2 separate regions of the Homo sapiens genome follow, and region 1 is linked to region 2. Evidence: chromatin loops called from intact Hi-C (ENCODE). Cell type or tissue: endothelial cell of umbilical vein. All regions are shown on one strand. Links, peaks and the distances in the headings refer to the core of each region. The heading gives the core; the rest is flanking DNA. Region 1 has its middle 88 kb from the start of ZBTB18. Region 2 has its middle 140 kb from the start of SPMIP3.

Region 1 (4,396 bases), core at 179-4,178, 76 kb after region 2:
CATTGTTGTGGCTTTTATACTGTTCAGTCAAAAGCCTTGCACAAATCTCTATCAACAGTACATTATGTTGTATCTATGTGTATACTACATATCAACCATCCCATTGTATAATCATTACTCATACTTTTCTCTCTCTCTTTCTTTTTTTTTTTTTTTTTTTTTGATGGAGTCTCTCTCTGCTGCCCAGGCTGGAGTGCAGTGGTATGATCTTGGCTCACTGCAACCTCCGCCTCCCGGGTTCAAGCAATTCTCCTGCCTTAGCCCCACTGACTAGCTGGGATTACAAACATGCACCACCAGGCCTGGCTAATTTTTGTATTTTTAATAGAGACAGGGTTTTGCTGTGTTGGCCAGGCTGGTCTCGAACTCCCGACCTCAGGTGATCTACCCACCTCAGTCTTCCAAAGTGCTGGGATTGTAGGCATGAGCCACTGCGCCTGGCCTCATTATTCATACTTTTCTATCTCCCCACTAGATTGTGTTTCTGTAACCTATTGTGCACACAATAACCGGCACGATGCATGCAGAAAATGTTTTTGAATGACATGTTGGTTGAATAAAACTTGTTGGATGAATGGATAGATGGGTGGATGGATGGGGTAAGTGGACAATGATGGAGGATGGATGGGTGGATAAATGGATGGATGGATGGATTGATGGCTGGATGCATGGATGGGTGAGTGGGGTAGGTGGATGGATGATGGAGGATAGATGGGTGGATAAATGGATGGATGGGTGGGTGGATGGATGGATGGATGGATGGATGGATGGATAGAACATCAACTTGTAATATTAACCAAAAACTTTTTCAGAATAAACTTGAACTTATACAGGTTTACTCTTCTGTCTTCCTTTTAGGCAATCTTAAATCTCGTTAAATGGTTATCCTAAATTAATTTCTAAAAGTCATGACAAAATTTCAGAAACATATTTGTTTACAAATAATGAAGAAGGGTAGCGGAAGGGTGGTGCTGAGGTGACTGTGATGCGGGTGCCCTCCCCACTCTACGGTATGCGCGCACACAGTGCTGTGCCCAGGCTGGTCAGATGCCGCAAGTCTGTGAGCACTAAAATATCCGCAGAAACACATCGCTTCTGTGTTCGTTATTTTCCAAATAACAGCAGCAGAATGCTTTGGGAAGAGGTCGTGAGCGGCGTGGAGGAGGAAGTCGATCTGAAATGCTTGAGGAGGTGGAGAAGAAAAGCCAGAGAGAGCGGAGAGACCTTGGGAAGAGACGGCTGGAGAAGCCAGACGTGAGAATCCAGCGCCCCGCTGCCACCTCGGCCACACGGAGGCATTTCGCGGAGCCTCGGTTCCCTCATTAGAAAAACCGAGGGGTTGAACTGCTTCGTTTTTGAAGTTCCTTCCAGCTCTAAAATGTCTTAGTTGTATGCAAGCCAAAATAAACAAAAAATGGTATCACTTTATGCATATGCTCTTCTAAATATCCCAGTGGGAAAGCACGAAGCCTGTGTTTCCAGCTCGCTGCTTCAGAGATGCCAGTTCACAAGTCGTTCTTTAATCTCGGGGACATTATCTGAATTCCTGATGAAAGTGAGTCGTAGTTGTGTAGGGGCCAGGGTGTGTATGTGTGAGAAGACAGAGAAAGAGCAGGAGAGCGAGAGAAAGAGAGAGAGAGAGAAACAGACAAGAGTAGGTCCTCCTCAATATTTGGACTATGATCCCTGACTACAAGAGAGCACCGCTAGCAACACTATTTCATTCATGATCTGGTTTACTTGGTAATTTTCAAGCCTCTACAATATATTAGGTATAAACATTTCCAAAACATTGCCTCTCCCAATTTCTTTTAACAAGGACGGAAGAATTATCTGCACCCACATGACACCATTCTACTGTATTCTTCACCTCTTTTTTTTCTTAATCCCACAGTACCAGAGACATGCATGTATCTTGTTGTCATCTTTGTTTTTAAACTGTCTTAAAATACAAGCAAAGGAAAAAGTGATCAACAGATTCAAAGAAAGAAGGAGATGCAGTTAACACCGAAGCTGCTTTTTTGTGGGAGCACTTACAAGTCTAAAATAAGAATCTTAAGTGCCATTTGCCTGGAAAAGAGCGTAGCAGGAGACAGATGTTTCTCTCATTATTTTTGTTCAGAGGCACCATTGCTGCTACGACATGTCACCATCCGAGAGGGCCACCAGCAAAGGAAAGGATGGCTGTGCCTTATTTACCCTGTGACTTCCAGCAGGGCCCAGGGAAAACAATTGTAGCTTGCAGTTTTAAAAAAAATTTAGAAGCCATGGCTTTCAGAATAAAGATATTGAGCAATCATCTGTTTCTAATGTCATGAGACAGATCTCACTTTCCTTTCTTTCCAAGTAGTATCTTCTCCTGTTTTTCTTGGTGGAGAGGTATTTTTGTAACATGCTGAAAACTAAGCAGAGAAAATGGGCAAAGTCAAGGTCAGATGTACATCTCTCCTTTAGTCTATTCTGAATCATACATATCATTTTTTGTATGTTCCAGCTAATTCATGTTGGGGCTTTGCTGAACATTAGCACCTCTGGGCATGGGTGATGTTGCTGGGTTTTCTTATTCGGTAAGAGGATAAGCATCTTTTACCGGGTTTGCTCAAGCCCACCCTAGAAAGCCAGGCCCGGGCAGCCCACGGTCCGGGAAATGCTCCATTCTTTCCTGTGTTGGGCAGGATTTCCTGCAAAGGGCCAAGAAAACATACTTTCCCATTGTCTTGGTTTAAACTGTAGAAAGCCCTTGCGTCCACATGGAGACTTTGTTATTTGCTGCCGTCATAACTAAGGGAGATGGACAGGCCACTCTTTGGCACTGTACACAGTCCCCCTGATGGTCACCTTCACAACAAAAGCAAATGAAGAGACAAGGTGTTTCTGTATCTGTTGCTGGGCTCACCATGCCTCACACCTCTCCCATTCACCTAATTGGTAAAACAGGAAGAGCGCAGCTGGAACCCAATGGAAGGAACAAAATATGAACCAACTCACCGGCAGTGCTGCTTGGTTGATTAGCACTCTTGCTTAAGAGCATGTTTATGATCTATCGCTTTATGAATAATAGGAAAGAGTATCAGTGTGTAGAAAAAGTGGAGGAGAGGGCCAGAAATGACCCTCTGAATCTTGAAGGGACAGTCTCAAAGTCTTGCCTATAAGGGATTAGCAATAGGGAGCCAGCGGATGGATTAATGATCTAAGATATGAGATGCCAGCAACTAACAATGGGAATAACAGTAGAAGCAGTGAGCAGGAAATCTTGGCTATGACTCTCAAACTCAACAGATCTGAAGCTCTGTCCACCGCAATCCAGAGCTGTACCACAGGCATCTCTCAGCTGGAGCTCCCGTATTATTCAACCACTGTCTTCCCACTCCCTCAATGTACTTGAAGCAGCTTGCACTACCATGACTCTGCAGGAAATGTGTGTGGCTGTTTAGAGATGAACATCCGCAGTGAATACATCGGAGCTGTTTGTCAGGTCAATCCTTCGCAGAATGGCTCCATTAAGAAGCTACATTTCAAGGGCTTCTTTCCTTATCTCTCAGAACAACCCATTTGCTATGGTCCTGAGTGCACAGCAGAAGTCAATGCCTCCCAGAATACTGGGAATTCAAAAGCCTTCTAAAAAGGCTTCTAAAAACGCTCAAAATGAAAGTAAGTGATCCAGAAAAATATTCTCTGTAGAGTTGCAGGTTGGTTTTTGACAAAAGATTTGCCTAGCTTCTGGCAAGCATTAATGGTGGTAATATGTCAGACAAACAAACAAAAAGGAAAAGCAGCATAGGAAACGGGTGTAAGGATCTTTTCACAGTGTCATGGCAGCTGTGAAACACACCCAGCTGTTTCCTAGATTGGAGAGGAAAACAACCCACTGGTCCCATCATCACTAGTGGGGCCCCATGACACTCTTATCTGATCAATTAATAAAGTCACCAGAAGGAAGCTACAAGGCTAAGAATAGTGTTTCAGATAAATCCCAAAAGTCAGCTGTAAGTTAACTCCAGTCTGATGAATCCTCCATTAATACTATTAGGATGGGGGAAAAATCCCTTATTTTTTATTATCATGCATATTTTCAGAAATGTTGGTTAAATTAGGCAGTGATGAATTGTCTCAGAATAATTCTATGCACACATGTGCATACACACACACACACACACACACACAGAGTGGTGTCTAGGAAAGATGACTAGAATAGAAAACTAGATCCCCATCCTCCGACGAGTTCATGGTAAGGTATCAAGTCTGCATCTCCACCAGCTTGGCTGAATTGAATAGGTTTAGGAGCATTCAGTTTAATGTATTCTGTTGAAGGCACTGTTCCAGATTCTGCTTTTTTCTACCGAGAAGTTACATAAAGGAGCTTGCATCCTCATCATTGAAAACACACACAAAATTT
Region 2 (4,396 bases), core at 176-4,175:
AGCAGGCATCTGCCATGGTGGCATTCCTCAGCTCACGACCTGTCCCGGGCCTGCACGCAGACACCTCCTCTCTCAGGCACCACACCGCTGCCTGATCCTTTCTTCTACCCTGAGACTTGGAGGACACAAGTGTGACTTACTGACATTGTTTCTTGTGGCACTTTAGCCACTGGCTCTCCCTTTAAAAAGTCTTTGGATTCAGGGCTGGGCGTGGTGGCTCACACCTGTAATCCCAGCACTCTGGGAGGCCGAGGTGGGCGGATCACAAAGGTAGGAGATTGAGACCATCCTGGCTAACACAGTGAAACCCTGTCTCTACTAAAAATACAAAAAAATTAGCCAGGCGTGGTGGCGGGCGCCAGCTGCTCGGGAGGCTGAGGCAGGAGAATGGCGTGAACCCTGGAGGCGGAGGTTGCAGTGAGCCGAGATCGTGCTACTGCACTCCAGCTTGGGTGACAGAGCGAGACTCCATCTCAAAAAAAAAAAAAGTCTTTGGATTCAGATGCTGGTGCCATGCTTGCGCAGCCTGCAGAACCATGAGCCATGTAAACCTCTTTTCTTTGTAAATTACAAGTCCTACATATTCCTTCATAGCAACACAAATGCACGAATACAACACTTTACCTATCTTATTCTCATGCCAACTTTATGAAGGACAGATGGACCATTCCACAGATGAAGAAACTTAAGAGTCTTTGCAGCAGTTATAGCCTCTGGTTTCTGTTTTTAGAAACAGCAAAAACAACATGAAAGGACAGCCCTTCTCTGATAAGGGACCCACCTGATAACACTGGCTTCCCTTCCTCAGACCACGGCAGGCCTCGAAGAGAAAGCTCTTTATACTGCCCAGGTAGGCTTGGGCACCTGGGGTCACACCCCTTCCTCTGCCCACAGCTTTCCGAGGACTGTGTCCCTTCTGCCAACCTTGCCTAGGCTCTCTGCAACTTGTGGTCCAATATATATACAAAGGCTGATACATAATTATGTATATATATAGCCACACACAAATATATATACTTACATGCATATATGTATACGATATATACATATATTTATACACATATTCACTTATATACAGTACATATACATACACCTATATGTATAGGTATGGATATATGCATTTACATATATAGATATACATATGCATTAGTACACATATATGTGTGCACATATAGCTGAATAAAAACATATGTACATTCCCATCTTTTATTGGTTCTTACTATGCGCCCTTGCTACAAACTGTGCTAAACACTTGATATAGTTTGGATGTCTGTCACCTCTGAATCTCAGGTTAAAATGTAATTTTTCAGTGTTGGAGGTGGGGCCTGATGGGAGGTGTTTGGGTCGTGGAGATGGATCCCTCGTGAATGGCTTGGTGCCATCCTCTTGGTGATGAGTGAGTTCCCACTCTTCCCAGTTCACGTGAGATCCGGCTGTTTAAAGGAGCCCGGCTCCTCCTCCTCCGCCTCTTGCTCCCTTTCTTACCATGTGACACGCATGGCAATTTTTCCTTCTGCCATGACTGGAAGCTCCCTGAGGCCTCACCAGAGGCCAAGCAGATGCTGGTGCCATGCTTGCACAGCCTGCAGAACCCGAGCCATATAAACTTTTCTTTTTCTTTTTTCTTTGTTTTCTTTTGAGACGGAGTCTCACTCTGTCACCCAGGCTGGAGTGCAGTGGTGTGATCTCGGCTCACTGCAAGCTCTGCCTCCCGGGTTCAAGTGATTCTCCTGCCTCAGCCTCCCCAGTAGGTGGGATTACAGGTGCCTGCCATGATGCCCACTAATTTTTTGTATTTTTAGTAGAGACGAGGTTTCACCATGTTGGCCAGGCTGGTCTTGAACTCCTGACCTCGTGATTCACCCGTCTCAGCCTCACAAAGTGCTGGGATTACAGGCGTGAGCCACTGTGCCCGGCACCTCTTTTCTTTATAAATTACCAGTCTTATGTATTCCTTTATAGCAATGCAAATAAACGAATATAACACTTTTCTTATTTTATGCTCACACCAACTTTATGAAGTTTGGAAGGACCATTCCACAGATGAAGGGACTAAGGCCAGGAGACGTTAGTCAGCTCCCCAGGGTTACATGGCTAGCAAGTGGCATAGCAGGGATTGAATCCGGTGCCTCCTCACTCCAAGCACCATGCTCTCCTCTATGCTATTCCCCTAGCCCTTCACAGCCCAGTGTGCCCCTGGGATGAAACCCTCAGCCCTCCAAGGGTACCAGGCAGGCACTGGCTTGGATTCCCTTTGGGGTAAACCAGTGTGGCCACATTCTTGCTCTTTTCCCAGACCTGAACTTTTTTCCTTCCTATTCACTAATGTTATCAAAACAAACAGAGAGCATGGTTTATGGTGCATGAGGCTTAATTTGACTTAATATATAGACCGCACATATTCCTCAGGAATCCATTAAGTTTAATTGAGTGCAGGCTGTAGACCACGTCCGAGGAAGGACCCGGGTCATCTACAGTTCACATGGCAGAAATGAGTGAGTCACTCGTTGATGGCACAGCCAGGGCTGGATTACCTTGCGGCTTCCTTCCTTAAATGGCCAGAGATTCCAACTGCTGCGTGAATAACAAAGGCCTTAATGTCCCATTGGCCAGTGGAGACCAGGCCAGCAAAGCAAAGGAACCTCAGCAGCTGTTTTTTTCCAGAGTGCCGAAGGCTGCAATCTTAGCCCGGCTCAGCTGTCACGGTGAAACCTAGTGGGGTCCTGCCGGGAGAGCACAGATGGCTCAGGGCCATCGGTCCCACCCCTGGAAAACCACAGTTGGAATCTGTGTCCTGTGGGCAGGGGTCTCCCATGCAGTGTGCTCTGTGGCCAACCCCCTGCCCAGGGAAGCATTGCTTTTTCACTCGAAGGGAACTGCATTATTGGGTAATGCTTCGGGCATAGGAAGAACAGTATTTAAGAATGCGCAGGATGACAAACTTTATCTTCTCCCTCAAACTTTTTTCTTGTTCTTTGGGTTTTATATATTTTTTTTCTTTTTTGAGACAGGGTCTCACTCTGTCACCCAGGCTGGAGTGCAGTGGCACGATCTCAGCTCACTGCAACCTCCACCTCCCAGGTTCAAGCAATTTTCCTGCCTCAGCCTCTCGAGTGGCTGGGACTACAGGTGCCCACCACCATGCTCGGCTAATTTTTGTATTTTTAGTAGAGACGGGGTTTCACCACGTTGGCCAGGCTGGTCTTGAACTCCTGGCCTCAAGTGACCTGCCCACCTCGGCCTCCCAAAGTGCTGGGATTACAGGAGTGAGCCACCAAGCATGGCCCTCCCTCAAACTTTGAATGTCTTATCCACTGTCTTCACTTTCTCTTTCCTGCTTTTTTGTTCTTGACACTCCATTTGTGTCTCTGGAGGACTGGCTAAGTATTAGATAACTATTAAATGACAAATAATAATGACATTTAATAAATATTAAATGTTAAATGTGCAATGTGCTTCTTTGTTAATTAAGCTAAAACAGAGGAATACAAAAGTTTCCATCTATGTGAGGGTCACCCTCATCTCAACTTCTGGTTCTTTCCTGAAGGAAGTCTATGAAAAATCAAGATTCCCCATTCATTATAATGCCCCATAGAAACGGATTATTCTTCTGATGAAAAGGGGGAAAGGATCAATGGTAAACAAAGAACGCTAAAAAGGAGATTGGGAGCAGAATAGCTTAGAGGTTCCAAAGATGACTTGCAGAACCCACGCACAGGGCTTTGAGTGCTAACTCTGACACATTGTTGGGGGACCTTGGGCAAGTCCCTTAAACCATCAGAACCTCAGCTTTCTCATTTGTGAAATGGGAACAATAATACTGAGACTACCGGGAAGGCAACACGAGGTAATGTGGAATGCTCCATAGTTCGCAAGAGCTCAGGAAATGTGGGCTCCATTTCCCTCCTCCTTTTCCCCTCTTAAAGTCTTGATATTTTTCAGCTGTGTACGAACAACACTGGGATGGGCTTTGGCAGATCGTTTAAGGCAAGTTGACTGCCCAGAAGAATTTGTTCCAATCCTAAGGCCTCTCCATATTAATAGGACTGATTGTGTCAAAGCTGATGGAGTCTTTGGTTCCTGGCCAGGGTGCAGAAGCATGAGGGCCTCTTTCATGCTTATGAATGACTGGGTTTGGTGAGCTTCTTTGATGAGCTTCTTTGTCCATATTCAAGGGAATGGGGTCAGTGTCCCTTCCCTAGAAACACTGCACCCACATCTTTGCCCCTTAAAGGGCTGCTTTGTTGTGTCTGCTGTTGTTTTATCTAAACTTTCTTTAAATTGACCTCCTTTCTCTGCAGTATATGCTAAAATAATTGGCCCCTGACCAAATATTTCTGAAAGGAGCCCTAATGCTTTTGGTTAAATGCCAAATAAACAAGTCTCCTGCTGGGGG

The links. Hi-C counts contacts between places; a loop is a spot of excess contacts. Peaks named below come from ENCODE experiments on the same cell type or tissue, not always from the same donor. Only the 100,000 strongest peaks of a DNase experiment are listed, where the experiment ranks them.
Region 1: it touches region 2 in a loop (8-fold over the local background); 1 of 110 quality-filtered maps calls a loop at or near these places.

The regions. Positions count from the first base shown.
Region 1 is chr1:244,136,899-244,141,294 of GRCh38, reverse strand. No RefSeq gene overlaps it. Among named protein-coding and RNA genes, the nearest start is that of ZBTB18, 88 kb to the right of the region's middle. In endothelial cell of umbilical vein, for the core only: no CTCF peak of the experiment used is centred there; a DNase peak (open chromatin) is centred at 2,664; H3K27ac peaks cover 2,433 bases.
Region 2 is chr1:244,212,635-244,217,030 of GRCh38, reverse strand. No RefSeq gene overlaps it. Among named protein-coding and RNA genes, the nearest start is that of SPMIP3, 140 kb to the left of the region's middle. In endothelial cell of umbilical vein, for the core only: no CTCF peak of the experiment used is centred there; a DNase peak (open chromatin) is centred at 2,520; H3K27ac peaks cover 1,106 bases.